3 separate regions of the Mus musculus genome follow, and all the other regions are linked to region 3. A link is a loop called in an ENCODE intact Hi-C map of the cell type or tissue named here. Cell type or tissue: left cerebral cortex. All regions are shown on one strand. Each heading gives the region's core, and the rest is flanking DNA. Links, peaks and the distances in the headings are about the cores only. Region 1 overlaps M1ap (meiosis 1 associated protein). Region 2 has its middle 27 kb from the start of Tacr1. Region 3 holds the start of Gm20383 (predicted gene, 20383).

The links. Peaks named below come from ENCODE experiments on the same cell type or tissue, not always from the same donor. Only the 100,000 strongest peaks of a DNase experiment are listed, where the experiment ranks them.
Region 1: it touches region 3 in a loop (3.0-fold over the local background); 9 of 42 quality-filtered maps call a loop at or near these places.
Region 2: it touches region 3 in a loop (2.7-fold over the local background); 10 of 42 quality-filtered maps call a loop at or near these places.

Annotation. Positions count from the first base shown.
Region 1 is chr6:82,956,540-82,966,838 of GRCm38, forward strand. It overlaps M1ap (meiosis 1 associated protein), which reads left to right. Exons shown (of 10, transcript NM_033079.2): 2 at 1-167. Among named protein-coding and RNA genes, the nearest start is that of M1ap, 15 kb to the left of the region's middle. In left cerebral cortex, for the core only: no CTCF peak of the experiment used is centred there; a DNase peak (open chromatin) is centred at 5,336; H3K27ac peaks cover 619 bases.
Region 2 is chr6:82,369,982-82,380,280 of GRCm38, forward strand. No RefSeq gene overlaps it. Among named protein-coding and RNA genes, the nearest start is that of Tacr1, 27 kb to the right of the region's middle. In left cerebral cortex, for the core only: no CTCF peak of the experiment used is centred there; no DNase peak of the experiment used is centred there.
Region 3 is chr6:81,980,793-81,991,091 of GRCm38, forward strand. Gm20383 (predicted gene, 20383) reads left to right here and starts at 3,529. Exons shown (of 2, transcript NR_157233.1): 1 at 3,529-3,823. In left cerebral cortex, for the core only: a CTCF peak has its summit at 6,412; DNase peaks (open chromatin) are centred at 6,402 and 7,081; H3K27ac peaks cover 550 bases.

The sequences.
Region 1 (10,299 bases), core at 4,298-6,797, 980 kb after region 3:
TCATTGTGAATATTGCCGTACCTTCCTGGGTTGACATCTGCCCCAACCTCTGTGAGGCCTTGCAGAACTTCTTCTCGATAGCCTGCAGTTTGATGGGCCCCAGCCGGATGTCTCTGTTCAGCTTATACACAGTACAGAACCAGCATGAGTGTGTCCTCCCATTTGTGGTAAGTCTATCTCTACTGTTGGTATCCTGAAAGCAAATGAGATTTCCATAGCAGAACTCACAGTTGGTATTTCTTACAGTAAAAACCACATTGGTTCTTCATATCTGATTAGCCCACATGAACCAGAAGTTATCAGGTGTATGTGGGAGTTTGTGCTGCAAGAGGGAGCCTCTGAGTTGTAAATTTGAGGGTTGAAATAGGCTGCAACCATCCCTCTCATTGAGAGAAGAGAAGTCTTAGCATTTGCAGTTCTTTGAAGTGCAAACAGCTAGAGCCTTTCACCCTCTTTGAAATGTAAACACTTAAAGAAGTTTCTAAAGCTCTTCAGCGGTCTGGTTATCCAATCAAACTTGTCCTGGGGTAAAACTCAAGGCCCTAATTTCTTTGCTCAGAAATTCCTAACTGCAAAAACCATGAGACTATTTTTCCCTGGGCTCCACTCCAGTGAAACATGAGCTCCCTTCCTGTCAAACACCAGTAAGGTTTTAGAAGGAGGGGCTGAGGACCATTCTCTTTACAAAGCCCCCTTTCAATAGTCTACTTCCTCTCTTCCTCAAAGAAATTCAAGCTTCCCTCTCTCTTAGATATAGTTCAAAATCATGGGGATGGCAAAGACTTCCAGTGATTCCACGCAGCTCCTTCTCTGAGTCAACCTTATTGTTAAATCGATGTACGTGCACGATGTCTTTAAGATAACCAAAGGAAGGCGCTTCACAGACTTGTTGGTGGTTAAGTCTGTAAAATCTAACTAGAAGCCACTCGTTTTCTCCTCACTGAAAGTGAAAATATAACATCTCTTTTGGTATTATAAAGTATGGAAATAATACTCATTTGTTGAGTTCCCTTTCTATTACCATAATAAACACTGTTGTGGTTTGAATATGGTTGGTTCAGGGAGTGACACTATTAGGATGTTTGGCCTTATTAAAAGAAGTGTGTTACTGTGGGGGTGGGCTTTGAAACCCTCCTCCTAGCTACCTGAGGATGCTGAGTCTTCTCCTATCTGTCTTTGGATCAAGATGTGGTCTGCTAAGTTAATATATTCTAAAGGTTTTAATATATCAGTCATAAGACATTGATTCTAACACAGAGGTGGGCAAGGAATGGTGCCAGTGGGCTAGAACTAGCTAACTGTGTCTCTCCACTATACAAAAATCCTAGTCAGACACAGCTTCTTTCCAGGAGCTCTCATTCACAGAGAGGAAAGGGTTTATTGGACTTACATATTCAGATCACAGTGCATCATGAAGAAAAGTCAGGGCAGGAACCTGTCAGAAGTCATCTAGGAAAGACTAAGGCATGCAAATGAGTTTTATGGAGATGACCTTCCATTTTGCATGGCCTTCGATGGGTGAGCTCTGAGATGCAAGGCCACCAGAGACTTTATCCCAGGATTGCTTCTTGCTGCTGATATGCCTTTCCTGTCACTGTTATAAAACCTAATGAATCCTGGACATTGCCCCATCCTATTGGGCAGATTTCCTGTAGAATCAATATGAAGATGTAGTTTCATATAATAATGCTGTGTAGACAAATTGATGATTTCATAATTCCTGATAATGGTCTTATAAAATTCCTAAATTTATATAAGTGATTTCAAGCCATATATAGAATAAAGCTGCAAATAGAGCTCTGTAAAGCTTCATGTGTCATGAGTTAATTGCAATAAGATAAGAAAGCAGGTTTGAAATAAATATGTGATCAAGAAAAAACATTCATTCTAAGTCAGATCCAAGGATGAAATCATAGGTATGCGCTATGGTAAAGCAAGGCCATGTGAAACTGTCCTTTTAACTTGCAATGAGCTTATAGAATGAAATACTGCTTTGAACTCACTATGGACATCCTTTTGTAACTCCCCTTTTGTGCAACATTTTATCTATGAAGTAATTTTATAAAGAACTTTTGTCTAAGAAGGTATAAGGCAGACAGAGAGAAAAAATAAGTGTGACACTTGGGGCTCAGCCCCATCCACCAAATGTATATACGTATAAGTCTATTTGTCTATCTGTATGCACATACATATGTATATAGGTATATGTGTAGGTATGTAAATATACATGAATATTTGTGGAATTGTTGAGACTGGTGGTCTGGCCTGGCCAAAGTATTTCCTCTTCTTTTCTTTCTGGCTCACAAAAAGTTAATGAACTCCAAATCTCTAGGCTTGCCAGCCAGGGACCCTTGAGCCAGAGAAGAACTGCTAAAAGTCTGTAGATTTTGGTCACAGAACAGCAAAGAATTAAAGACAGAAGAATTACCAACAATAAAGCAGCTTAGGCTCCTATCACTGACTCCATATCCCTACACTGCCTTCCTCGGGGGAAACTGTAATGCCAGAAAGCTCCCCAGCAGGAAACAAAGTAGAGGCAGGCCGTGGAGGAGTGCTGCTTTCTAGTTTGTTCTTCATAGCTTGCTCAAACTGCTTTCTTATACAACTCAAGACCAGCTGCCTAGGAATGACACCAACCACAGTGGTTTGGCCCCTTCCATATCAACTGTTAATCAAGAAAATGCCCTATAGACTTGCCTACAGGCCAATCTAATAGAGGCATTTTCTCAACTGAGGGTCCCTCTTCCCAGATGACCCTGCTTGGTCAAACCAACAGAAAAAAAGGTTGGGGGAACCAAAACAATAACCAGCACAATAGACCTCTTGCCAGTTTTATGTTTTATATTTATTGGGTTACAGTACTGCTAAAAAATATAATATTCCAGGCTGGAGAGATGGCTCAGTGGTTAAGAGCACTGATTTTTCTTACAGAGTCCTGAGTTCAATTCCCAGCAACTACCTGGTGGCTCACAACCATGTATAATGGGATCAGGTGCCCTCTTCTGTCTGGTGTGTCTGAATGTCTGAAGATAGCTACAGTGTACTCATATAAAATACCTAGAGTACATTGCCTATGAGCTTATAGAATGTAGGTTTTGTGTCTCAAAATGGATCATACAGGGAAAAATTTTTTTATATAAACACTCCAAGTACTTAGTCTAGTAATTGTGTCTAAGTACATTGTTATTTCAGCTGGGTTGGGCATAGGAACTCATTAAAATTACGTAAGGAATAAAACTGATTCTTTCTATGTGTTGTGTAGAATTTGGTTCCTTAGATCATCGACTTTTTCTGTCAGATTATGCTAAAATGTGATAGCTTAGCATAATAAACATTTATTATCTCATGTTTATTGTGAGTTAAAAATCCATAAGCAGCTCAGGTAGGTAGCTCAGGCCTGAGGGTCCTCGTGAGGTTGTATTAAAAATGGGAGCCATAATTGTAGTCATTTGAGGGCTTGATGAGAGCTAAAGGAGCTACTTCTAAAGTTTTAAAGTAGAATATTCATATGCTAATAGTTCATACTTCCTCACGACCTGGATCTCTCCATAGCATTATTTTCATGTTCTCATCCTAACTCTTCTACAACCAACTGATGAGAGACAGAGACAGAGAATGCTTTATGTCCTTGTCACAAAAGTCCATTTATTCCACATTCCATTGTGAGAAGCAAGTCATTGTTCTATCCAGGCAAAGCAACAAGGACCAGATGTACCATCTTGTCTAAAGTAACCAGAACAAAACAAGAGGCTGTGGAGATAGTTCATCAGTTAAAGAGCTTGCTGTCTCAAGACCTGAGTTTGATCATGAGCCAGACCTGTTGGCTGAAGAATAAGAACCTGAGGCTGATCTTAATCATCATGTAAAAAGTTAGATGTGATGTGTGCTAATGCTGAGAAGACAGAACAGGAGGAGCCTTGGTACTCTAGCAAGGCCAAATCAGCAGGCCCTAGGTCCCAGTGAAACTCTGTCTGAAAAAGAAGGGAAGGGGAGGGGAGGGGAGGGGAGATGAGAAGAAATGAGAGACGAAAGAGGAGAGTAGAGAGGGGAGAAAAGAGGAGAGAAGAGAGAATAGAAGAGAGAAGAGAGAGGAGAGAAGAGAGAGAAGAGAGGGGAGAAGAGAGGAGAGAAGAGAGAATAGAAGAGAGAAGAGAGAGGAGAGAAGAGAGAGAAGAGAGGGGAGAAGAGAGGAGAGAAGAGAGAGGAGAGAAGAAAAGAGAGAAGAGAGAGGAGAGAAGAGAGGAAAGAGAGGAGAGGAGAGAGAGGAGAGAAGAAAGAGGAGAGGAGAGAGAAGAGAAGAAAAAGGACAGAAGAGAGGAGAGAGGAGAGGAGAGAAGAGAGGAGAGAAGAGAGAGGAGAGAAGAAAGAGGAGAGAAGAAAGAGGAGGGAAGAGAGAAGAGAGAAGAGAGGAGAGAAGAGAGGAAAAAAGAGAGGAGAGAAGAGAGAGAAAAGAAAAGAGAGGCAAGAAGTGAGAGGAGAGAAGAGAGAGAAGAAAAGAGAGAGGAGAGAAAAGAGAGGAGAGAAGAGAGGAGAGAAGAGAAGAGAGAGAAGAGAAGAGAGAAAAGAGAAAGAAGAGACGAGAAGAAAAGATAAGAGAAGAGAGAAGAGGAGAAGAGGTAGATGACTACTGTAATGACTATCTTGGCTGTCAACTTGACATACCAGGTAAGAAGAAACCTCAATTGAAGAATTGTCTCCATCAAATTGGCCTATGAGCATGTCTGTGGGAGCATATTCTTGATTGCTAACTGATGTAGAAGGGCCTAAGCCCCTGTGGGCCATGTCATGTCTGAGCAGGTGGGATGTACAAGCCAGTAGATAGCTGAGCAAGCCACTGAGTAGCATTCCTCTATGGTCTTTGCTTCAGTTCCTGACTCTAAGTTCCTGCCCAGTTTCCCTCAATGATGGACCTTTCCTCTCCCAAGTTGCTTTTGGTCATGGTGTTTATCACAGCATCAGGAAGCAAACTAGCAAAGCTTCTGAGGAATAATGCTCGAGGTTGGCCTCTGTCCTAAGCACATGCGTGCACACACACACACACACACACACACACACACACACACACACACACGTCTTAAGGAATCTGTACATCAGAGAATACCATGAGGGGGAGCAAATGAGGGCACCTAAGGCTGCCACTGTCTTCAGTTTCCAAGCCTCAGTACAGAAGAGGAAAACCTAGGATCTGGGACTTCAGAAAGACCAAGGTATCTAGAGGAGAGAGAACTATATATGGGAAAGGAAAGAAAACTCCCATTTTCCTTTTTAAAGGAAGCTTTTTAAAGAGCTATATAAATCAGTCAAGTTGCAAGCAAGAAACAGATGGTATGCCCAAGCTGAAATTTTTTCAGAGATACAGAAAGAGGATATTTGCAGAGGTGAAGGCAGAGTTTAGACAGAGTCAACAAAAGATACTGCTACAGCCAGGCCACCCAGGACTAAAGAGGGCCGCCTCATGGAATCTGTGACCTTTGTTACAGAAAATGTAGTGACTCTTGTTAAAGCACCATTAAAGATTTTATTTAGAGCCATTGCAGTAGGTGCAAGAACACTGACAATGGGATTTCGCAGTGGGGAGAGCCTGGACTCAGCTAAGTACAGTATGGGTAAGTGGGACTCCTGAATTAAATCCCCAGCTACTGCCTTCCATTGGACACACAGTTTAAGAAGCAGGAGTGTGGGGAAACTCATTGAATCATCCCTATAGATTTGCCTTCAAGGATACAAAACCAGAGAGTGAAAAGTAGACAGATATCTGAAAAGGCAGACAGAAACTACACAGTATCAAATATTGTGATAATTTCTCTTATCTCCCTGTTACTCCCTAGTATAGGTGGCCATTTTGAAATCAATTGATTCCCTTAATCACTTCTCTAGGAAAGGCAAGCTGTTTTATACTAAAAACCATGAGCTTGAATGAGCTTATCCAAGCTGGCAAACAGCTGATCTGCCAGGTGTCAAAGTCAACTAACAAACCAAGGGAAAAGGTTAAGCCTTTAGTCACCTACTGAAATGGAGTAAGCAAGGGTCTAACCTGAGAAAAGTGCCTATCCCCCATTCCATTTTGCTGTTAGTGGTGTTGGTGATGTTGCTGGTAGATTTTGTATTTTATTCTTTTGTTTATTTAATTCAATATCTCTCTGTGTCAACCAGACTGACGTGAAGCTCACTACATGGCTCAGGCTAGCTTCAAACCTGTGGCGACTCTGATTCATTCCTCAGAGTGCTGGGATTGCAGTTGTGCATCACCACACCCAGCTTTCCCACTTTTTTTTTTCTTCTTCAGAATGTTTGAGAGCTAAATGTATTGACAGAGATGAAGACACTGTTGAGTGAACCCCAGACAAAAAGTTTTGATGGCTTTGTAAGGTTGGGGTTAAAGAAAGCAGAAGGAAGGCTAAGGGTAGAAAAGACTGAGTTAGAATAGAGAAAGGGGTATTCAAGTTTCCCTGTCCTCTCATAAAGAAGTCTTGGAAGAAGCACTTGAGGAGAACCTCATTATAGGCCTTAGAGACCTAGGAATGAAGCTGTCGAGAGATAAGGAGACAAATATCCCAAGAACAGGACATGCCAGGGCAACCTGAGTCCTTGGCCATGTCCTTCAGAAACTGAAGTGAATTGGCTGCACACCAGAGTCACTTTTCTACTGCCACCATGAAACCTTCCAGGTAAAGCCTTTTAATTGCCTATAGTCAGTCCTGGAAAAAAAAAAGTCACCCATAGGACTCCTCAGTGGTAACTCAGAAGTAATGACAAGCCAAATTTTCCTAACTGTAGAACAGTAAAGTCAGTGCTAGTTAGAAGTTCAAGGAAATGGCAGGAGTGACTATCATTGTGTATACAAACAATGCAGTCTATAAGGAAAAGAGGCCCTTAAATCCATTTTCACTGAACTATATAGACATCTGACATTTTCTGTCCACAGAGTCACCCAAAATGTAAATGTAGAAAGACAGCATATGGTGGATCATTTCTAGGATGGACCCAAGATTACCCTCACATTTAATTTTTTAGTATCATCAAATCTGAACCTGTTATAAGGACTCATGACAGAGAATTCATAATTAAAATATTAGAATTCCTTTTATAGCCATTGTGACATGAATATAAATAATTCTAACCCAAATGATTAATTTCCCCCTCAAAGGAGGATTCCAGAAGAATGTCCTTCCTGTGACACTCTTCCTAATTCTTTAAAATTTTTCATTATAAAGAATTTATTGAAATTAATCTACATTGAGGTGTTAGGGTTCACCTAACTTTGGTTTACCTATAGTGTTATTTCCTCATCCTTAGTAGCTGATATTCAAAAGGAATCATGTCAAAGCAACAAATAACAGAGATAAAGGTGAGTTCTAAGAAAGATGCTGTGGTAGACTATAACTGAGTGCAATGGGAGAGGGAGAATAAGACAAAGAAATAGAGTAATTCTGTCATGTGGCAAATCAAATACTTCTAAAGTTTAAAGGAATCGCATAAACATAGAGTTATGAAGATAAAAACCCAAACAGGCTCACATATTCCTAGTTGTGACAATAAAAGCATACAGAAAAAGGGCAAATAAAAATGCACAATATAGTGATTTTTCTTTCCCAAAAGTTGTAAAACAGAAAGTACTGGGGCTGGAGAGATGGCTCACAAGTTAAGAGTATGTACTGCTCTTTGAGAGAACCTGAATTCAGTGACCAGCATCCATATTAGACAACTCACAACTGCCTGTAACTTCAGTTCAGGGAATCTACGGGCACTTACAGTCACGAGTATATAACCACAGACACCTACACACGTACATACTATCTTACTTTGGGTTTTATTGCTGTGAAGAGTCACCATGACCATAGCAACGCTTATAAAGAAAAAACATTTGATTAGGGCTGGCTTACAGGTTCAACACCAAGCAACAAAGAGACCCGGACTCAAAACAAGGAGGAAGGCAAGGAAGAGACTCTAGGCTTTCCTCTGACTTCCACAAACCCACATGAAATGTCTCCATTTGTGCACATGTACACACATACACACACACACACGCACACACACGCGCACACACACACACACACACACGCACGCACATGTACATACAATCACACACATACATGCATACTCCGCACAAATAAATCTTTTAGGCTATATTTACGGTCTGATTTCGCTTATTTCTTGAATAGGTTTTTTTTTTATTTCCCTATCTAGATTTTTCATTTTCTCTGTGTCAGAATTGATGTCTAATTTCTTGTGCCTTCAGGCCCCCCTCCCTGAGACTTAAAGAGGAACATATAAAAGCAAAGTAAGAAAGGCGAGACAGCCTGACTTAAACAGTCTTTTTGCCCTGGCAGTATTACAGCTCAAACTCATGGATTTTATAAGCATGTCAAGTATCATTTATTTCTGCTTTTGGGTCATGTCTTAGTCACCTTTCTATTGCTGTGAAGTGACACCATGACCATGGCAACTCTTATAAGAGAAAACATTTAACTAGGGGCTTGCTTACAGTTTCAGAGGCTTAGTTCATTATCAACATGGCAGAGAGCATGGCGGCAGGAACAGCAGACCTTTTGCTGGATGTAGTTGAAAACTACATCCTCTTTGGTTGGTGGCTTAGTCTCTGGGAGCTCCCAGAGGTTCAGGTTAGCTGACACTGTTGGTCTTCCTATGGGGTTGTCATCCCCTTCAGTTCCTTCAATCCTGCCCCTAACTTGTCTATAGGAATCCCTGACCTTAGTCCAATGCTTGGCTATAAGTATCTGCATCTGTCTCATTCATCTGCTAGTAGAACCTCTCATAGGACAGCCATGTTAGGCTCCTGTCTGCAAGCACAACATAGTATCAGTGATAGAACATATATGGGCTAGTCCAAAGCACCCCCTTTCCTGCACATATGTATCGGAGAATTGCTCTGTGTGGCCTCAGTGGGAGAGGATGAGCCTAATCTTGTAGAGACTGGATGCCTCAGGGAAGGGGGATTTGGAGATGGGGTGGATGGGAAGAACTCTGTGAGGGGGGGCAGGGAGGGGCAACATTTGGGATATAAATTAATAAAAATGAATAAATAATTTTTAAAAACCTTAATCCTGATCCACAGGCAAAGAGAGTGAGACTGGGTCTGGCATGGTCTTTTGAAACCTCAAAGCCCACACCCAGTGACGCACCTCTTCCTAAAAAGTCACACCCCCTAAGCCTTCTAATCCTACCAGACAATTCCACTCCCTGGTGACTAAACATGCAAATATATGAACCTCTGGGGGCCATTCTTATTCAAAGGTTTTTTCCTCCTTCCTTACCTTACTGATTCTTGGAATTACTTCAAATAATGTCTCAGATCTTTAGCACACATTCTTTTTAATTCATACATCCGTACAAGTATCATTGAACTAGAATCAGATTAAATTACATTGCTTCCTTAAGAATCTGTCTTTAGTTACAAACTATAGAAATGATCCCTGATACTCACAGGAGGAAATATGGAGACAAAGTGTGGAGCAGAGACTGATGGAAAGGCCATCCAAAGACTGCCCCACCTGCGGATCCATCCCATATAGAGCCATCAAACCCGAACTTTATTGTGGATGCTGGGAAGTGCTTGCTGACAGAAGCCTGATAACGGCTGTCTCCTGAGAGGCTCTACCAGAGCCTGACAAATACAGAGGAGGAAGCGCGCAGCTAACCATTGGACTGAGCTTGGGGATCCCCGATGGAGGAGTTGGAGAAGGGACTGAAGGAACTGAGGGAGTTTGCAGCCTCATGGAGGGAGCAACAGAGCTCCCGGGGACTGGGCCATCAACCAAAGAATACACATGGAGCAACCCATGGTGCTGGCCACATATGTGGCAGAAGATGACCTTGTTGGACATCAGTGGGAGGAGAGGCCCTTGGACCTGAGGGTGTTCAGTCCCCCAGTGTAGAGGAATGCCAGGGCCAAGAAGCAGGAGTGGTGGGTTGGTGAGCAGAGGGAGGGGGAGGGGATAGGGGGTTTTTGGAGGGGAAACCAGAAAAGGGGATAACATTTGAAATGTAAATAAAGAAAATATCTAATAGAAAAAAAAGAAAGAAAGAAAATACCCAAGGGGGGAAAAAGAACACTTGCAAAAAGAAAAAAAAGAGGAGGAGGAAGAGGAGGAGGAGGAGGAAGAGAAGGAAGAGGAGGAAGAGGAGGAGGAGAAGGAAGAGGAGAACTGGTCTTTATAAAGGATGGTGAGGAGAACCATGAGGTCACTTCACTTGTCCGGGGTTTACTTGTTGGCTCCTTAAATTAAGTGAGATTCTCTTCTTCACTGAAATGCCCCTGAGGAATGGATTCAATAGATC
Region 2 (10,299 bases), core at 3,938-6,437, 390 kb after region 3:
GATAGATAGATAGATAGATAGATAGATAGATAGATAGATAGGCAGACAGACAGACAGACAAATAGGTTGATGATAGATAGATAGATAGATAGATAGATAGATAGACAGACAAATAGGTTGATGATAGATAGATAGATAGATAGATAGATAGATAGATAGATAGATACGTAGATACATAGATACATAGATACATAGATACATAGATACATAGATACATAGATACATAGATAGATAGAGCAAAACTAGAAAGCACACAAAGAAATTCTAAATACATACATAGCGAAAAGGATTTTTCCCATTACATATGCAGGACTTTTGTGAAACACTAAAAGAGACTAACCATTTTTGTTTAAATAGCAGACAACCACACCAGATTCCACAGAGATGAGATGGATGTACCCAACCACATTCTTTCCTTCATCAGAGCAATGCACGCTTAAACTAAAATGGGATGGTAGAAATTGAAACAACCGATGACACCATTTATTTCCAAGGGCATGGAATGGCCTTAGAGTGCGTGCAATTGGCATAAGCAATTATGTGTTTGTAAATGTGAACTGAAATTGAGCAAACTCTATGAACCAGCAACTGGATTCCCGGGCATGTATCCAACAAAAATGCCCAAATCTGTACTAAAAAGATATAATAGCATCATCCTTATTGCCAGAAGCTAAACAATTCAAGCATTCATCAACAGGGAGTCCGATATTCCCAAATAATGGACTGCTATATGACAGTGAACACAGACTCTGTGACGAACAGCACAAAACAACATAACAATTGCAGCATGTAGCGAGAGGAGCCATGCAGGAGCAGTGCCGTTTGCTTTTGTAAGGTTTGTGCTTATTTTTAACTGATACATAAGAATGGTATCTGTTGGGGGCACCACATGATGTTCTGATACGTGTTTATGCTGTGTAAATGCTTGTGTTAGAATAAAAATATTTCTTCAAATATTTCATGTCTCTATGGTGAAAAGATTCAGTTTTTTCTAGCTTTGTAAAAAATTATTTTAAATAATTATTTACTCTCTCTGTCTCTGTTGTTTCTCTCTGGTTCTGTCTCTGTCTCTGTGTGTGTGTGTGTGTGTGTGTGTGTGTGTGTGTATGTGTGTGTGATCTCTCTATGTGCATATGCACACTTGTGCAGGTCTCCAAAGAGACCAGAGGAGGACATCAAATTCCATGGAGCTTTAGTTACAGGAAGTTGTGAACTCCCCAACATGGGTTCTGGGAACCAAACACTGGTCCTGGGGAAAGTAGAAAATATTCTTAACTTCTGAGTCACCTCTCCAGCCTCTAGTTGTTTGAAATACAAATTTCATTGTCATTATCTCTCTTTACATAATACAGTAACTTTATCAATATTGATTAGTTAGCATTGATTTTCTAATCCATGTGTGAGGAATGTGTGCCCATTTGTGTATGTTTGGATTCTGTGCTCATTGTTTTCTACACTTCATTTTAGAGATCTTTCACCCCTCTGGTTACATTAGTCCTTTGTATTTGTGAGCTCATTGGAAATGGCACTACCTCTGTGATTTCTTTGTAGATATTATATTGTTGGCATTTAGCAGCAACACTAATTTTTGTATGTGAATTTTGTATCCTGAAAACACTGAACTTATTCTAATTATTATTAGTTCAAATGGGAGTTTGTGCCATCTTTGGGCTTTCCTGGTTATAAGGTCATGCTAAGGACTGGGGAAATGACTGGCTCAGTTGGTGAAGTGCTTCTCACACAAGCATGAGGACCCGAGTTCAATCTCCAGCACCCACACAAAGGGCCTGAAATGTCCTATCACCCAGCGGTTAGGAAACAGAGGCAGAATTGTCCACCACGAGAGAGACTAGCTGAATGAGTAAGCACCAGGCTCACTGAGAAAGCCTGTTTCAAAATATAAGATGTGCAGCTCCTAAGGAATGACACTTGAGGTGAACTGTTGTGCATACACAAAGCATGCACATGCATGCACACAGACATAAGCATATGCACACACAACATACACATGTATGCTTGCACACACACACACTGCACCATGTACACACACAGCACACCACACACACATGCACACACACACATGGTGATGGCTATTTCTGGTCGTCAACTTGACTACATCTGGAATGAACTATGATCCCAGATCTTGAGCCTGGAAGACTCAGGCTTCTGACCTGGATCTTAACATGGAGATACATCTTGAGGCATGCAGAGTTTAGGCCCAGGAAAAGTAGTACACGCCTTTAATCCCAGGAGACTGAGGCAAGCAGATCTCTGACTTCAAGGCCAGCCTGGGACAAAGTAAGTCCCAGATCCAGGTATGGTGGACCACACCTTTAATCTGGACCACACCCTCTGCTAGAGACCTGCATAAGGACAATGGAAGAAGGAAGACTCACCCTTCTTCCCTGCTTGCATTTACTTGCTAGCACATCTGTTGGTACCTGCTTCTTCAGGATTCCAGCTTATACAGACCAGCTGAAACACCTAGCCCTGTGGGACTGAGCAACTATTAGATCCTTGGACTTCCCATTCACAGCTGCCCATTGTTGGGTTAGCTGGACTACAGACTGTAATACAATACTTAATATACAAAAACATTCCATAAGTTCTGTGACTCTAGAGAACCCTGACTTAATACAGGAGCTGATGCCTGGAGTGGTTCTAGAGGAGCAGAAGTATAAGGATGAATCCTTTAAGGATCTGGAATTGGCTTAATAAGTTGCCAGCGCCTTCAGCTACTGAAAGCTCTCCAGACACTCTGTCCTTCACACTCTTGAAGAATATGAAAGGCCTGTGGTGGAAACTATATTTCAAACTTAAAGAAGCAAATACCTTTGATTATCTTGATCCGTCAATTGTGACTGGCAATGAATTAGGTGACCCAGTATAAGAAATTTTCCACAGTTTGAGGGAAAATAAGGAAAATGATCTTGCTGGCTCGATAGTCTTAGCATTTCTGGAAAAATTGATAAAGGAATGAGCTGCATGATAAAATTGACCAGCTCCAGATGCAAATAAACAATGTAAAGTTTTCTAAGTGTGCCCTTGAAGAGAATCTTCTCTCCACAGCCCTAGAGCTTGAGCTACAGAAAATCAAACAGAAGCCCTCATTATAAGGTTGGCTGAATTACAGTGAAAATTCAAGTCTCAGCCTCAGAGGGTGTCAGCAGTTAAAGTAAGGGCATTAATTGGCAAAGAATGGGATCCTACACCTTGTGATGGGGATATGTGGGAGGACACTGTGGAAGCTGAGAACTTTGAATCATCAGATTCTCAAGGGTTTATCTCACCTGAGGAAGTACCTCAGCCCCACCCCTAGAAATACTGCCCTTTTCACCTGAGGAAACGAATCCGTCATTGTCTGATAAACCAGCAGTGACTTTCTTTGAAGAAGATGTCAGGTAAGACAATACTGATGTTCCTCAAGGCCCACCAATAGTTTCTTCCAGACCTATAACCAGAGTCAAGGCAAAGCAGGCCCCTAGAGGGGAGGTAGAAAGTGTAGTCCACGAGGAAATTCGCTACACTACTAAGGAGCTTAATGAGTTTGCTAATTCATTCAAGCAGAAACCTGGGGAATGTGTGTGGGAATGGATTCTAAGGGTATGGGATAATAGTGGAAGGAACATAAGACCAGATCAGGCTGAGTTTATTGACATGGGCCCTCTGAGTGGAGAGTCTAGGTTTAATATGGAAGCTCCCACAGTTTAAAAAGGTGTCAGAATGGTTAGCTGAAGCATTTATCAAAAGATGGCCTATGGAAAAGGAGTTGGAGATGCCTGGTATCCTTTGGCTTAGTGTTGATGAAGGAATTTTAAGGCTCAGGGAAATTGCAATGCTAGAGTGGATACACACAACACACACACACACACACACACACACACACACACACATACCTACACACACCTTTTTTAAGCTATCAGGGCACCGCAAACCAGCCATCTGACAAACTGACCTTTCCTCTCTCCATGTGTGATGCTCCTTTCTCTTTTCTGGCCAGGAATTTTAGTTCAAGGTTTGATGAAAGTGATGAACACTCACAGTCTTGTTTTGTCCCAGAAAAAAATCTCCATTTTTTTTCTATGTAGAATGATGTTGGCTGTTGGTTGACATGTGGCTGATACTATGCTATCTTCCTTCTGTGTCCAAGTTCTCAGTTTTGATACTGAAAAGATGCTGAATTTTGCCCACTGCTTTTCTTCATGTGTTGAGATGGCTGTGTGGTTTTGCCCTACATTGCTGTGCTGTGCTGTGTGTCAATCTTTTGAAATTTTGTTACACCATCTTCACACATCCCCCCACCCTTCAGGATAAAACTTGCCTGATCATAGTGGATGACACTTTAATGTGCTTCTACATTTAGTTTGTGGCTTTTGCATCTATGTTCTTCAAGGATAATAGCTTTTTATTGCTGTTGTTTGATGCCTGCCTGCTGTGGGTATCAGGGCAACTAGGCTTATGGAGTGGACTCGGAAAACACCTCCCTTAGAACTGCTATTACTTTAGATGTCTGCAAACATCCCATGGAGGAGACGTTGGTTCTAGAGCTGTCTTTAACGAGAGGCTTTTATAACTAACTCAATCTTGTTACTTGTTGTTAGTCTGCTCGCCTGCTCTGTTTCTTCACAACGTTGCCTTGTTAAGATGGACTGACGCAGAAATCTGTCTTTCTAGTTATCAGATCTGTCAGCCTTGAGTTGAACATAAGAACCACAAACTTCTTTGCATTTCTGTCATCTGACTTAGAGCATCTTGTCATTTCTGCTTATAGTCATTCAAGCTGTCCCCTCTTCTTCCTTAATCTAGTTAAGGGTTTGTGAAGTTATGTGTTTGAATAGTCATCTCTTCCTTATATTAATTTTGTTCTTTTCCCCTTTAATTCATTTGGGTTTGCTCTGAAGTGTAGTTCTTTCCATTTACTAAGTTTGCATTGAATGTGTTTGGTTTTCTAGTGCTTTGAGGTTGTTTGTTGGAGAGTGTCCCATTTTTTCTTTCTATGCTGACGTTAAAAAACTTCCCCCAGTATTTCTGCTTTAATGGATTCCATAGGTTTTGAGACTGTGTCTCCAATTTCATTTATTTAAAATCTTAAAATTTTTTCTTGAATCCTTTCTTGATCCATCGGTTGATTAAGAGTACATTACTATTTAATTTTCATGCTTTTTTTTATGTTTTCCAGCGATTTCTTGTTACTGAACACTTTGCCTTGTGATTAGGAAAGATAGTCAATATAACACCAATTGAAAAAAAAATACTGAGACTGGTTCTGTTGCTTCTCATATGATTTATCCTAGAGAGTGCCCCACAGGATGTGGGGAATACCTACTGTACAGTTGTTGAAGGGACTGTCCTGTAAATTCTGACTCTGATGCCAGGTTATGTCTACAGTCAGCATGCAAGTTCCAACTCAGCTCTAGGAGCCTTCAGTTTCCATCAGGCGAGTGCCTGGGGTGGGGGTGGGGGGCGTGTACCCTTCCTGAGCCCAAGACAAAGTCTTGGGCTAGCTTTCTGGCTCTGTTCCTGTCCCAGTCTGCTTTCTATTGCTGTGACAAAGACATCCTTGACCAAAAGTGACTTGGGAAGGAGGCAGTTTACTTCAGCTTATAACTGTGGTCCATCGTGCAGAGAAGTCAGGGCAGGATCTCAAGACAGGAACCCGGAGGCAGGAGCTGAAGCAAAAGCCATGGAGGAAATTTGCTTATTGCAAACTCTTCATGCTTGCTCAATCTATTGCTTACACATCCCAGGACCACCTGCCCAGGGGTGGCTGCGCACAGTGAACTGGGCCTTCCACATCAACCATCAATCAGGAAATGTCCCCAGACTTGCCCAAAGATCAATCTGAAAAAGTAATGTTTTTAATTGGCGTAACCTCTTCTCAAATGACAGTGGCCTCAGTCCAGTTGACAACAATAACAACAAAACACAACACAATTAGTGCAGTTCCTCAGCAGACTTTGCCCTCTCTGGAACAAGAAGGAGGTACACTGGGTCTGTCATTGTTAGTGCGATCAGACTCCAGATGTGTCACACCTGGCTAAAGCAGTTAGCACCACTGAAATCCAGGAACTGACCCTTGACTGGATCTGGGTCAGATGACAAAGAAAAGAAGAGCTGGCAACATTTTAGGATAGCTCAGGACAACTGAATAGGATATGTTGTTCAATTCCCTGAATGTAACAATATTTTAAATTTTTTTAAGATTTATTTATTTTATGTATATGAGTATTTGCTCTGTCTATGTACCACTACGTGTGGGAGTATGGTATCCTCAGAGGACAGAAGGGGATGTTGGATATCCTGGAACTGATGTAGCAGATGGTTGTGAGTCGCCATGTGTATGCTGGGAATTGAATTCTGGCCTTCTGTAAGAGCAACCTGTGCTCTTAACCCCTGAGCCAATTCTCCATCCAGCACTTGTAACAGCAATTTAATTGCCTAACCATGTGTCTTTGGCCTTAGGATGGTGATGATGGATTTTAAATTTTGACATACGTCCCAATCACCTAGAGGGTTTGAAAGAACACAAATTGTTCCACATCCTCATACTGGCATTGCCTCTTCTGCATTTCCGGTTTCTGAGTCAGTAGGGTGGGGTGGAGGTGTCTTTCGTTTTCGTGGACTGGATGGGATCTCATCTCTTTGAATAGAGGAGCAAAGCAGGAGTGTGAGGGCAGCAGCCATGTTCTTGAGAGCCATCTACCAGTGTTCTTGGAAGGAGACACTTTTGCTTCCACTCTCTTTCCATGTTTATAGTTTTAACAAACTGTCACAAAACTCTTCACTAATAAAAGAAACAGATTCATACATTATAAAATTCAGTATCTTTCTCAGCCAAATCTGATGCAAAGGAATCTAATTAACGAGCTTTCAGGTCTGTAACTGGAGCCCAGAGCGCTTCCCCTCATAAGCAGAGGCTTTTCACAGTTGCTCTGCAGTGAGAACTGAACTATGTGACAGGTCTCTGTGTCTTCGCAAGTCCTAGCATGGTGTCTCTGGCACTGAGAAGCCAATGGGATTCGCAGCAGTGCCCTATAAATTGCTGTGCTTGCAGAACTCAAGAAAATGGGAATCCCTAAAACATCCAGTTACCCTGAGGAGGCTCTGTAACATTAGGGTCCTGAAAGGGCACCTGTCTGGGGAGGACAAGGCTCCAGAAGAGGAAGGCAGCCACATCCCAGAGCCAGGGTTTTAGAGCATTGTCTAAAACTCAGTGGGGAGTAAGCCATGATGCTCAAGTGCATACTGCACCTGGGATCCAAAGTGAACATCACACATAAGTGATGCACTGCCCCCTCCTCCCCACCCCTTCCTCCCAATCCCTCCTCCTTCCTAAATTCATAGCCTCTTTTTCTTTAATATTGTTCTCTCCGCCGTGTGTGTGTGTGTGTGTGTGTGTGTGTGTGTGTGTGTGTGTGTGTGCGTGCTCACTGAGTTCATTCAGTGTCACCTGTATATACATGTGTCCAGGGCTGACCACTTGGGACTGACAATGTATGTGGAGCATGGCTTCTCCCTCCTTTGGCAGCCACTAATCACCTGTAACTTTTTATCTGGAGGTGGGGCCTTGTGAAAATTCCCCTGTCCACATTGTCATGTAAACTAGTGTTGTCAGCAGGGCGCCAGTATAGAGACTTTCTATTGTACAGAAAGGCTTTGCATTATAATTTCTTCACTTTCCAGGAGATGCCAAAGGAATCATTCCAACCACATCGTGTTGAAATGCAAATCTCATAATGTGCCCTGGTTTTCCAATGTACAGAACTTTGCTTTAAAGTGTATTCCTTTGTGTGGAAGGAAAATATATTAATCATAAAGATTTAGAAATGCTGAAAAGTGGAGACAAAATCTTAAGCAATTATGAGACTATTACAGTGCTAATTTTTGATGGGTCTCTTACCATTGTCTCCCTCCCTCCTTTCCTCTCCCCTTCCCTCCCTCCTTTCCTCCCTCATACCTCCCTCCCTTCCTCCATTCTGGGTATGTGGAGGTTGGTCATCTTTGGGTGTCATTCTTTAGAATACACACACACACACACACACACACACACACACACACACACACACACGGCAGGGGCGTTAGAGACAGAGAGAGAGAGAGAGAGAGAGAGAGAGAGAGAGAGAGAGAGAGAGAGAGAGAGAGAGAGAGATTTTAAGACAGAACCTCATTTTTGAATCTTTGGTTCCCCTGTTTAGGAAGAATTGGGAGGCGTGGCTTGCTGGAGGAGGTGTGTTAGTGGGAGTGGACTTAGAGGTTTCAAAATCACAGGCCAGGCTTGGTCTCTCTCTCTCTCTCTCTCTCTCTCTCTCTCTCTCTCTCTCTCTCTCTCTCTCCTTCCTGCCTGGGGATCAGCACGTAAGTTCTCAGGTCCTTCTCCAGTGCCCTGCCTGCCTGCCTGCCTGCCTGCCTGCCTGCCTGCCTGCCTGCCACCATGATTTGCATTATGATGATCATGGACTAAAGCACTAAGTAAGCCCCCAACTAAATACTTTTTCTTTTAAGTTGCCTTGGTCATGGTGCCTTTTACAGCAGTAACTAAGACAGAATGTAAGCTAAAGTTGAGCACTCATAATCAAAATTCCAATGCACAGGGCTGGAGAGATGCCCAGTGATTAAGAACATTGGTTGCTCATAAAGAGGACCAAGATTCTGTCCGCAGTAGTGGCTCACAACTGACTGGAACTCTAGTTCTAAGGGAAACAGTGGTTTGTGAAGGGTGTTTTGTTTGTTTGTTTGTTTGTTTGTCTGCTTGCTTTTTGTTTTTCCTGACCTTGATAGGCATTGCATACGCATGGTGTACATACAGACACATAGGCAAATCCACATTCACATAAATAAAAATAAAACATTTAAAATCTACATGCACCTCTCTGATTATTCTTTATAATAAAACTTAGAAATAAAGTCACTGGATCAAATGGCTAAGTCCTGTCTGAAACCACTAATAGGCAATACAAATTGTCTTCTACAAAGTTTATATCCTTTTAGAACTCTACTAGCAAAGATTCAGTGCCAAAGCCCTAGAGATAAAACATACGTTTGTCTTTCGGTGACATTGGAGACAGTAGGTGACCAAGGATCTCTTCTCAACCTTTGACATCTCTGTTCCTGGCTATAACTTCCTCTGTTTGGATTTTGAAGTCTTCATTCTAAGGCTTATTCTTGTGTTCCTAATTATACTTCTACAGAGAACTGAGTGTGAGGCAAAAAATTAAATATGACTATTTGGGGAAAGAAGCAATTATTGAGCTAATAAATTTTAAGTTCTAAAAGAACTATTTCTAATTGAACCAATTTATCTGGTACCCTCTATTTTGGAAAAAAATAGCAGTGTGTATATAGTGTTGCTGGATGAATTATTTCTGTTGAATTTATATGTATGAGAAACTGACAGTTTGCTGTGCATATTTTACATCCATATATGAGTTTTTTTTTTTAAGTCTCTAGGCATAGAGCTAAAACTATGGCTCATCAGTTAAGAATACTTACTGCTCTCATGGAGGACCTGGCCTCAATTCCCAGAACACACAGGGTGTGGCTTATAACTGTCTGGAACTCCAATTCTAAGAGATCAACTGCCCTCTTCTGGCCTCCAAGGGTACCACATCTACATGGTGCACATATGTATGTGCAGACAAAACATTCATCACATAAAAATGAAAAATAAATTTGAAATTTTTCTAGATAGATATTAGGGTAATAAAATACAATCACTCTCTTCCCTTGCTGATACTATTTTTAACTCAGAAACTCACTATGCCTAAAAACCACATACTCCTTCTAAAACATGCCTGCTGTGCTATGTTGTTATGTTCCTTCCTTCCCTTCCCTCCCTCCCTCGCTCCCTCCCTCCCTCCCTCCCTCCCTCCCTCCTCCCCTGTACTTTCCTAGCAACTATCCTGTAAATGGAAACTCTCAATCAGTCCAGCTATAACACTGCATTTTGTTTAAGGCTTTCAAAGACCAACTTCTTCCTCTGACACAAATTGAACCACTCCAGAAGCTCCCTCACTGAGTCTCACTCCCTTTTGCATAAGAGCTTTCCAGACAGTCAGAAGCCTCTATTCCCACTCTGCCTGAGCAGACCACACTGCCATCTCCTCTACCTCCAGTTCACATGGGTCGCACAACTCAGTTGGTGATGACCACATGGAATGAGGCTAAGTGAGAGGAATGACCAGCAAATAGCTCTAACCAGCCCTGGGTCTGTAAGTTTCCCAGCCACAGAGAGTCATTGCACATAAAGCAGGGGGAAAGTGTGTGTGTGTGTGTGTGTGTGTGTGTGTGTGTGCACTGAGC
Region 3 (10,299 bases), core at 4,868-7,367:
ATGTAGGGTATTCTTTTGGGCTAATACAAATAACTATTAGAATATCACTTTTAGATAATAATTCATGGTTTTCTCTTCTTTTACATTTCCTCATGTTTTTCTTAAGTTATTTTTACACACACACACACACACACACACACACACACACACACACACACACACCCTTCAATTCAATGTGAACCAGCAAAAGTTAATTGCCTCAGACACTTCTGCTGCTGTCAGGCTTAAGCCCTCACTCACTGGGGCGATGTTAGATATAAACATTACATCAGAGGGAGTGCCTTCGCCATCATAAGTTGGAGTTCCCACGGCTGGAGAAGAGTAGGAGAAAGTGGTAGAAACAGTCTGAAATGTTTGGAAGATTCCAGAAAAACATAGCCACACCCTGCAGAGACTCCAAAGCCCCAGAGCATGAAGGGTAGGACCATGCATACATTTTCTGTGCAGAGTTCTGGGAAGAGTAGGGGTGATCAGAGCTCAATGGGACTCAATATTGATGTCAGGAGACCCGTGACCTGTGTCAGGTAGCAATATCTACAAAGGAATTGATACATTCTCAACAGAGTCCCATAGGTGGCTGAAAGCTACCACCTCCAGGAGAAGACTCAGGTGGCCTCTGGGAGTGGGTTGGTGGGGATGACATTTCTATGGATCCCTGGATGGTTGGTGGTGGTGCCTGAGGGGCTTTGTGCTGATTGGTTCTGATTGTCAGTTGACACTACCTGGAATCACCTTGGGGGGAGAAGTCTTCCTGGGGAGCTGCCTGGCTCTGGGTGTTCTGCGGGCGGGCATGCCTGGGAAGATTGTCTTGATTGTTGGTTGATGTGGGAAGATCCAGCTCATTGTGAGTGGCACCCTTCTTCAGACAGGGGCCCCTCAGTTGTGTAAGAGGAGAGAAAGCAAGCAGGAATGTAAGGCTGCATTTATTGCATTTATTCTCTCTCTGCTGTGGATGTTATGTTAATAGTTGAACTATAAACTAGAATTATAAACAAAACCAACCTTTCCTCCCTTAGGGTTTTTTGTTTGTTTGTTTGTTTGATGTGTGTTTTGGGGGTGGGCTGGGGGATCAGGATATTTTATCACAGCAACAGAAATGAAACCATAGCAAACAAGGTAGAGACTGAGTTGAACCTAATGAGCCTACGTTTCTTTTCCACACATCTGACAGTTGAAATAGGCTTCTGGAGCTGGGCATGGTGGCACACGCCTTTAATCCCAGCACTCGGGAGGCAGAGGCAGGCGGATTTCTGAGTTCGAGGCCAGCCTGGTCTACAGAGTGAGTTCCAGGACAGCCAGGGCTACACAGAGAAACCCTGTCTAGGAAAAAAAAAGAAAGAAAGAGAGAGAGAGAGAGAGAGAGAGAGAGAGAGAGAGAGAGAGAGAGAGAGAGAGAGAGAAAGAAAGAAAGAAAGAAAGAAAGAAAGAAAGAAAGAAAGAAAGAAAGAAAGAAAGAAAGAAAGAAAGAAAGAAAGAAGTTTCTGGATCAGGACACAGTTCGGCACTTTAGGGATGGGCTTAAGGAAGAACACTAGATCTAGAGATCCTGACACTTTTGGACCATACGCAACACTGCACCCCACACAGAGAGAAGCAGGCTTTAAGGGCAATTCTTTCCACCTTTGGCTCATGCACTTTTTATGATGTTTATTTTTAATTATGTATATGTTTATGTGTGTCTGTGTGTTGGTATATGCACATGGGTGCGGGTACCTGCAGAGACCAGAAGAGGGTGTCTGGTCACTTGTGGCTGGAGTTACAGGCAGTTTTGAGCCATCTAACCTCTTTTCTGAACTCTAGAGCTCTGCAAGAGCAGTAAGTGCCCTTAGCTGCTGAGCCATCTCCCCAGTTCCTCGTCTCGTGTATTTTATTTATTCTGCTCCTATAGTCACCAGAACATAAATATCTCTTAGCCCATTCTCTCTTTATCTTCCCTGGGAAAACTTAGAGGCAGAACAGAACACGAAATTCTCACAGTAGTTAGTGTCAATGCGATTATATCTTCCCAAGCCCTCTAGACAAGGACTGCTGTGATTTCTGTGTTCTCATCATTTTTCCTAAGCCTAATTAAAGTTTTTGGAGCTTCTAATCGGATTACACCATAGCAAGTTCCCCGAGGGCGAGGATGGTGTCTTCTTTCCCTTGCCACTCTCTTGTACAAATCCTTTCATTATAGTTAGAAGGAAACCCCTAGTCCTGTCTGTGGCCTTGTGCCTCCCTGGAGAGGGTGCTCACCCCTGCTGTGTCCAAGGCTTCTCTTAGTCCACATTCCCATTCTCAATAGCCAAGTTGGTTAGCCTTTTCATTAGCCATTTCTTCTGTGCACATGAACAGCAGCACCCCACACCCACCTCCCCACTTTGTCTCATTCCTCATCCTCGAGGTCTTAACATTCTTTGTCTTACTTGGCTCCCCTGCAAATATTTCCACAGCGACCTGTGCTCTTCCTTCAGGGTGTTGCCCATACCTTGTTTCTCCGATGCCATCGGCTTCTTTGGTTTTGTTTTGTTTTGTTGTCTTCTGGTTGCTTCTCATATGGCATAGACTCACCCTGAGTTTGCTCTACAGCTGAGGATCTCTTGATCCTCCTATCACTGGGTGAAGTAGGCATGTGCCACCATGCCTAGCTTATCATCTTTAGAAGTACTTAGTTAGACTAGACTACATAATATTGAGTTCACGGAATCACAGAAAAGGAAAAAGCTGTGTTTGCCCTCATATGCAGAGCATAGTGTGTAGTGTGTGTGTGTGTGTGTGTGTGTGTGTGTGTGTGTGTGTGTACAAACATGCACATGTGGGTATGGCATAGCAAGTAGGAAGGAAAACAAGACAGGCAGAATATTAGGGCACGAGGCAGGGCTAAGCACAGGTGAGGGGCACTTGAATCATGAAGGAGAACTGCTTCTCTAGCTCTGACCCTACCTTGGATTTTTCAGGGGTTGGTGGTCAATACGGGCATACAAATATATGCAACATTGGAAGTGCAAAACCTGGTATGAAGCTCTCTAGCTCTGGAATGACCTCTCTGGGTAGAGGTTCAGTGAGATGTATAGACTTTGGGTCGGGTTGATCCCAGGGCATGATGGTTTTTTATTTCAAATATCTTCATAATCACATTTTGATTTTAAAATGTTTGTTTATTAGTATTGTATAAACTGGGGGAGTGAGGGGCACATGTGTACCATGGTGCACATGTCAAGTTCAGAGGACAGTTTGCAAAAGTTGATTCTACCTTGTGGGGATCCAGGGCTCAAATAATACCAAACATTTTGGTTTCTTTATTTCTGGTCTCCTTTTCTCTGTATTAACATAACACATGTTTATCAATTTAAAATAAGATGTCAGAGGCACTCTCCCGTGTCAGTGAGCATGTACCTTTAACATCTGTGGCTATGCTTGCCAGGGGTTAGCTGATGCGGTTGCTCATGCTTCGTTTGGTTTTGAAGCCTTGGGGAGGGAGGTGAAAGGGGGTGGAAGAGGGATAGACAAGAGAGGATTGAGGTGACATTTAGGCCATTGAGGAACAGCTCTGCCATTGTGCCAAGGTAAACAGAAGAATGTGGTCCCAGGCATCTGGGGGACAAATCTTGTAGTTGCCCGTTAGCAAGCCCTTCCCACTCTTCTTTGTAGTAGATTTAGCTGCAACCTGGAGAGCTAATCTGAGCATTCATGAGAAAAACAAACAAGCAGAAGAGCCTTCTGGAGCTATGCAAGATAGAAGCAGATTGTGTCCCGCAGCTGTGACAGCGGCTCCTGGGATAGAAGCAGATTGTGTCCCGCAGCTGTGACAGCAGCTCCTGGGAGCCCACTGAGGCTGGGGAAGGTAAGAATCGCCACCCTCCTCATGGCAGGGTCTTCAAGGGGGTGGATTCTAAAAGGGAAAGTGGCCTCACAGAAAGTACAAAGGCTGCTTTCAGAGTGAGCCCATGTATAGGGTGAGCCTACAAAGTTCTCTGAGTTCTGGTAAAGCCAGGGGTGTATGAAGGAGTCCCAGTGGAGACCTGACACCATATTGTGGCTGCTCTCTTCCTTGCTACAGTCTTCCACGTTTGGGCCTCATTTATCATGGGATGGTCTTGAACTCACTATGGATTTGAAAATGATCTCCTTCCTTCCTTTTTTTAAAAATTTTTTTTGAGTTGGGATCTTACTATACAGCCCCGACTAGCTTGGACCTTGATCTGTAGACTAGACTGGCTTTGAACTCACAGAGAACCGCCTGCCTCTGCTGTCAGAATGCTGGGGATAATGGTATGTACCACCAATGCCTGACCTTTAAAACTGTTCATGCATGTGTATGTGCACAGCCACACATGCTTCACATTTTGTGTGTGGACATAAAGGACAGCTTGTGGGAGTTGGTGTCTCTTCTTCCACAATATGGGTTTAGCAGATTGAACTCTGGTCTTCAGACTTGGCAGCCAGTGCCTTTACCTACTGAGCAATCTCATCTGTCCAAACCTTGGATTTCTGATCCTCCTCCTTCTACCTTCCCGGAGCTGGGACAACAGGCTGGTGTTGCTGCTGTTTCTCGCTTATCAGGCTCTTGGGATTGAATTAAGGGGTTAGTACACACTAGACAAGCAAGCCACAAATGGAATCACACTTCTGCCTCCCTCTTGGGTGTTTTGAGTGCCTGGTTTGCATCAGGTAGTTTGGAGGCACTCGGGGGACAGTTCTGGCAGATGCAGATGGTACCCATGATGCTCTAACTAATGGCGTTGCCAATTAGAGAACAAATGCAAGAAGGCAAGCATAAGAGTGGAGTGAGTAGATCTAGGAGGAAGTCAGAGAGGTTTGTCACCTATCCAGTGGAACTGGAGACATTTGCAGATCAGGTAGTGTCAAACTTAAATCTTGCCAATTATGGCACACAGAGAGATTTGGTTTAGGCAAAAGCTCTGTCTTAGTTAGAGGGTTCTATGGCTATGAACAGATACCATGACCAAGGCAACTCTTATAAGGACATTTAATTGGGGCTGGCTTACAGGTTCAGAGGTTCAGTCCATTTTCATCAAGGCAGGAACATGGCAGCATCCAGGCAGGCATGGTGCAGGAGCTGAGAGTTCTGCATCTTCATCTGAAGGCTGTTAGCAGCATACTGGCTCTCAGGCAGCTAGGACAAGGGTATTAAAGCTCACACCCACAAGGCCACACCTCCCAACAGTGCACTCCGTAGGCCAAGCATATACAAACCATCAGAAGCACCAAAGGGGAGACTGTGCACTCTATATGCTTACGGAGGGGTAGGGGTGCTAGGTGCATGGAGTCTCAGGCACGCTAGAGGTTAAGCTGAGGCCAACGGAGGAGAGCAGACTCTCATATTCCTGCAAGGAACTAAGGGTGCCTCCATTAAGCAATAAGGAAACACCAAAGGGTGTGATGAATTACGTGATGAATAATTATGTTATTTGTTTGCCATTGTCTCCAGGTTCGTTGTCTTCCAGCCCAGTCTCCCATCAGCCAGCCAGTCCTCCCAGTCTTCCCAACCCTACCTACCTTCCCTTTTATGCCCTTACCCCTGACTCATCCTTCAAGTTCCAGCTTCAGTGTCACCTCTTTTACAATGTCTTCACTTACCACTCCCCAGCAGGCAGGTGCGGATGCTCCCCCCAGCATCCTGCTAGACCATCCGGCTCTCTGGAGTCCTCAACGTACTGGACGATCACAATTGGCATGGCTCAGGCGTAGGGTGCCCATGTGTGATGTTGTGATTTGATCCTCCCACCCTGGTCCCTAGCACTGAGTGCTGCTGGCAAGATTCATGTTCGCCTTCTAAGCCCCATGGCTTCTCTCCTTTACAAACTACATTTCCAAAGAGCATTTGCCAACTGACTTCCTCTTTTTTGACCGAGGCAGGAAAAGTATCTTCTAACAGGGCTATCAAGGTGAGAAATGAGAACAAGAAGCAAGAGGCCTGGTGAGATGGCTCAGGGATTAACTGAAGAGTTGGATGCCAGGACCCATGTGACAGAAAGAGAGAACTGACTCCTGAAAGTGCCCTCTGACCACCACGTGACACCTATGTGTCACTTCTGACCTCTACGTTCCATTCCATACTCGGGTCATTCACCCACCCGCAGAACACCTTCAAGCTTGTCACTACTTTATTCTAATTGGATTGTGTTTACATCATTGCTTTTTAAGGGGAAGCAACTGGTTGGAGCTGGATGGAGTAAGGATTGTTTTTTTTTCCCACTGGAAATGCAAAGGAGGACACAGCCTTTTGTTTTTGTCAATTACAGTAGCAAAGAGCCTTCACACACACACACACACACACACACACACACACACACACACACACACACACTTCTGCTTCTTGAGTCACCCCTTCCTGAGAGCCAAAAGAGGCGCTCTTCCTCAAGCCACCGCACGGTGGCGCCTCCTCACAGTCCCGGGGCCTTTCACAAAGCGGCTTTTGTCCCTGCGGGCAAGCAAGCACAGCCACTGTTCCCTGAGCAGAAACCTTGTCCAGGAGTGACCCCACTTGAGCTCACGAGGTTGTCGTTCAGTTGAGTCACAACCATCACCCAGGTGCCAGCTGGTCCCAGGAGCCCTGTGCTGCCCAGTGAGTCTTTGTTTCTAGCTCAGAACAAAAAGGATCCTGGTATCACCTCCCTTGGTAGCACATGAACTTTTGAGAAAGTTTCTGGGGACTCCCTGGAGGGACTTCCAGGGAGTCTCTTTCCTCCTCCACCCCCCTCCACTGCAGACCTGGCTGACAAGGCCTAAGATCACCGCACATTTCTCCCCAGACAAGGGGACTACAAATTTTAAATCTTTCGTGTGCACCCTTCCTGTAAATCACCCTGGCTTGGTGAGAGTTTAAGAGGGAACTGCAACTCGTATGCCTAACATCCAGAACAGTCTGTAGCCTTGACCTTGAAAGCAGACCTGAAACTGATGTAGCCATCTGACCCCCATAAAGTAAGTGACTTTGGATTCCAAAGGCTTGTTGGAGCATGACAATTAGTTATAAAGCATTGCGAAGCTGAGGGTAAGCTCCCTGGAGATGCCAAGCAGAGAACCCAGTGTTTTTGTGGCCTAAATGGAAGTCACAGAAAGTCCTGGCTGTCATGCCAAGAACCAGGCCACAACCCGCCCCATGGAGGAGGAGCCAGTAACCAAAGGCAGCAGAGGTGGCACACAGCTCCAATTTAGGATAGTGTCAGTTGCCATCTGAACAGTGGCTGAGGGTATTTGGGGAAGGCTCTTTCTAATCCCAATGACTGCTTTATTTGATAGACAGTATTAAAGCTACTTTATAGACAAGGAAGGAGAAGGTTACTCGAACAGTTAAGAGCCGCACAGCTCGTTAGCGGAGTTGGGGCTCAGGACCTTAAGGCTCAGGCAATTTCTGTTCCCTTGATTACATGACTCTCCTTGAGGTTGGTGTGCACATTAGAAATGGGGGGTGAAGAGAAGTAGTTGGGCTAGATCTTGCTGGAATACAGGATTCTCTGTGAGGTGTCAAGTTTAGACAAAGGATAGCTTTGCCCGAGAGTCAGCCAGGAGCATCATTGGGTCACAGAGTCCCCATGGGGACTCAGTGGATGGAACAAAGCCAGCAGGAACCCCATAGCTTCTTTGGCATGGCAGTGGGTGGGTTTCCTGTTTGTCCTCCTCTTGTCTTTGCTCCATGAGCCTCTGCCAGGGTTGCAAGCGCATGTATGCACACAGGCAAAGTCACACACGCATGTGTCTGCACACTCACACATGCACATGGCTATACATATGTACATGAACACACACCCACAACCTATTCACAGGCTCACAAATACCCAGCCTTCACCCCCAGCCCCTCTGCCTGTGGGACCCTGCCTCATGGAACGACTTCTGGTTCTGGAGGCCGAGGTTGAGGACAGGTACCCTCTCCGCTGGTCTCCACTTACTTACTGAGGCTTGTCACTGGACCCAGAGCTCACAGATTTGGGCTAGGCTGGTTAGCCAGTCTTTCCCAGGGGACCCACTCTCTCCTTGTCTCTCCTTCTGGAGGCACCAGTTTTTTTTATGTTGGATTTGGGGTACCAGTCCTCATGCCCATGTAGCAAGCACATATCTACTGGACCATTTCCCTAGTCTTCTTATTGTTTATATTTTTGAAAGGGGGCCTTATGTATTCTTTGATATACAGTTACAATGACCTTGAATATCCTTCTTTCCCCTTCACAGTGCTGGGATTATCAGCTTGAACCATTATACTCCATTTAGGGCTCTGAGCACTTGAGGTAAGCTCTGTCCCCAGCCCATAGACAGTGCTTTCGTTCCCAGAAACACACAGCGGGCAGACACCCCACCCCTCCTCTGTCCTCCCTTGTGCTATTCCTGAACCTTGCAGTGGGTGATCTCCTAGGCAGGGAAGGAACTGGAGACAGGGGAAAGGGGATGGGGTGGGCTGCGGAGAGCAGAGGACAGAGGTGTGTGTCTATGAACATGTCACTGCGGAACTCACTCCATCATAAATAAGCTTAATGATAAGGAGCTGGGGAGGTGGCTCAGTGGGTAAAGTGTTTGAATCCCTAGCCTCCATGGAAAAGACAGAGTTTTCCACTTGTTTCTGCAGCCCCAGCGCTTGAGTGCAGAAGGAAGGAGAATGGGGAGAGAAGATGAGGGTTGCCCAATGGCCTGTCAGTCACATCACAAGCCCTAGGTTCAGTGAGAGACTAGATTCATTGAAAACAATGGAGGAAGGCAACATTAATTCTCTAGGCTCTATGTGAGTATGTGCATACACATAATACATATATACATACATACATGCATACATACACAGGTATATGCCTCTCTCTCTCTCTCTCTCTCAGAAAAAAAAAAGAATAATAAAAAAACAGTAAGACCCACAAAGAACAAAGAAGGCCAAAGGGAGCCTGCAGAATTCCTCCAATCTAAAGTGGACTCAGGTAGTAAACCTTCAGTTGGGAGCCAGGGATCTATAGGCTGGGCAGAGCTGTAAGAGTACATTTGTTCCCTCCCCCACGCCCCCCACCCCACTGCCCCACCCCACCCCCACCCCCCGAGTCAGCTCCCTCCCCCCCCCCCCCCAGTGCCTAGCATAAGACCAGCTCCGTGATAGTAAGCGGGGAGGGGGGGGGGGTAATGGGTAGGACAGGAAAGATGCAGGAGAATGAACAGCTCTTATTAAACCAAACCCAAGGCTCCAGTTGTCACAGGCAGTTAGTTACCAACAATCTGGCTGAAGTCAAAATTCTCTCTGGAGTGCCTCATTCTCCCGGGATTGATTCCCCACTGTATTTCTCAACTGATTGCTCTGAGTTTGCGCAGGAGACCACTAGACCTGGTCAACCACAGCAACCATTCTGGCTGGCTGCGGGGTGCTGCAGGGTCCTAGCCTGCCTGGTTGCAGCTGAGGGTGGGTGAGCCTCACAGGGTGGCACAGATGAGGCAGCTTCGTTGGACAGGGCAGTCTCTGCTCCGGGCCACGGGTCTGATGAGCCCAGCACCCCCTTGTTTTTCTAAGCGGGTGTTGGGCATTTCCTTGTTTAAGCCTCCAGGTCAGGTCGTCCCTTCTTCCGCGTTTAATGAGCTCATTTATTTTTCCTTTTTACTCGGTGGATTTTAGGGCCAATTAATGAGTGCTGGGGTTCTTTTTTAAGAGCCAAGTTGGGCCCGAGTTCCACATTCCCAGCTCTCAGAATCCCCACTATGACTCCACGTTTCTCCCCCACTGCTTGCCCCAGTGCAGTTTCCATATTTAGAAGTTTCTGGAACTTACTGAGGTCCCTTTACAGGCCTTCTCCGGGACAATCGTTATGAGGTGAATTTCTGGTTTGGTTTTTGTTTTGTTTCGTTTTGGTTTTCTAAGGAAGAAGCTTCGCGTGTAAACACAAGGAAAGAGAGCCGCTCTCTCAGTGTGGGGTTTGCCCTCTGAGTTTGGTCTACCGCTCTTTTGGGGGTTGAGGAGGCTGGCTCTGCATTCCAGGGAGACTTCAGAGCTGCTAAGCCTCCTTTGTGTGGCCTGTCTGAGGGAGCTGACAGGAGGGAGTGGTGGAGGAACGAAGTTTGGATGCCTTGCTGCAGTAGTTAGCTCAGGAGACCCTGAGTCCTGAAGGGCTGGATGGACACAGGGTCGACACAGTAAGAACAAGGGTTCTCTCTTGTAAGAACCGGGGACTCCCTGCGAGTCTACAGTTCCTCCAGTCAATAAACAGGATGGAGTGCCGACACCAGAGTCAGCGCAAGAGGACAGATGGATGTCCATGGGACATTTCCTCATGTTGCAGAGACATTTGGATGGCTGTGTGGTACGGGAAGCCAGACAGGAGGTGGGGGTGGGGTGGG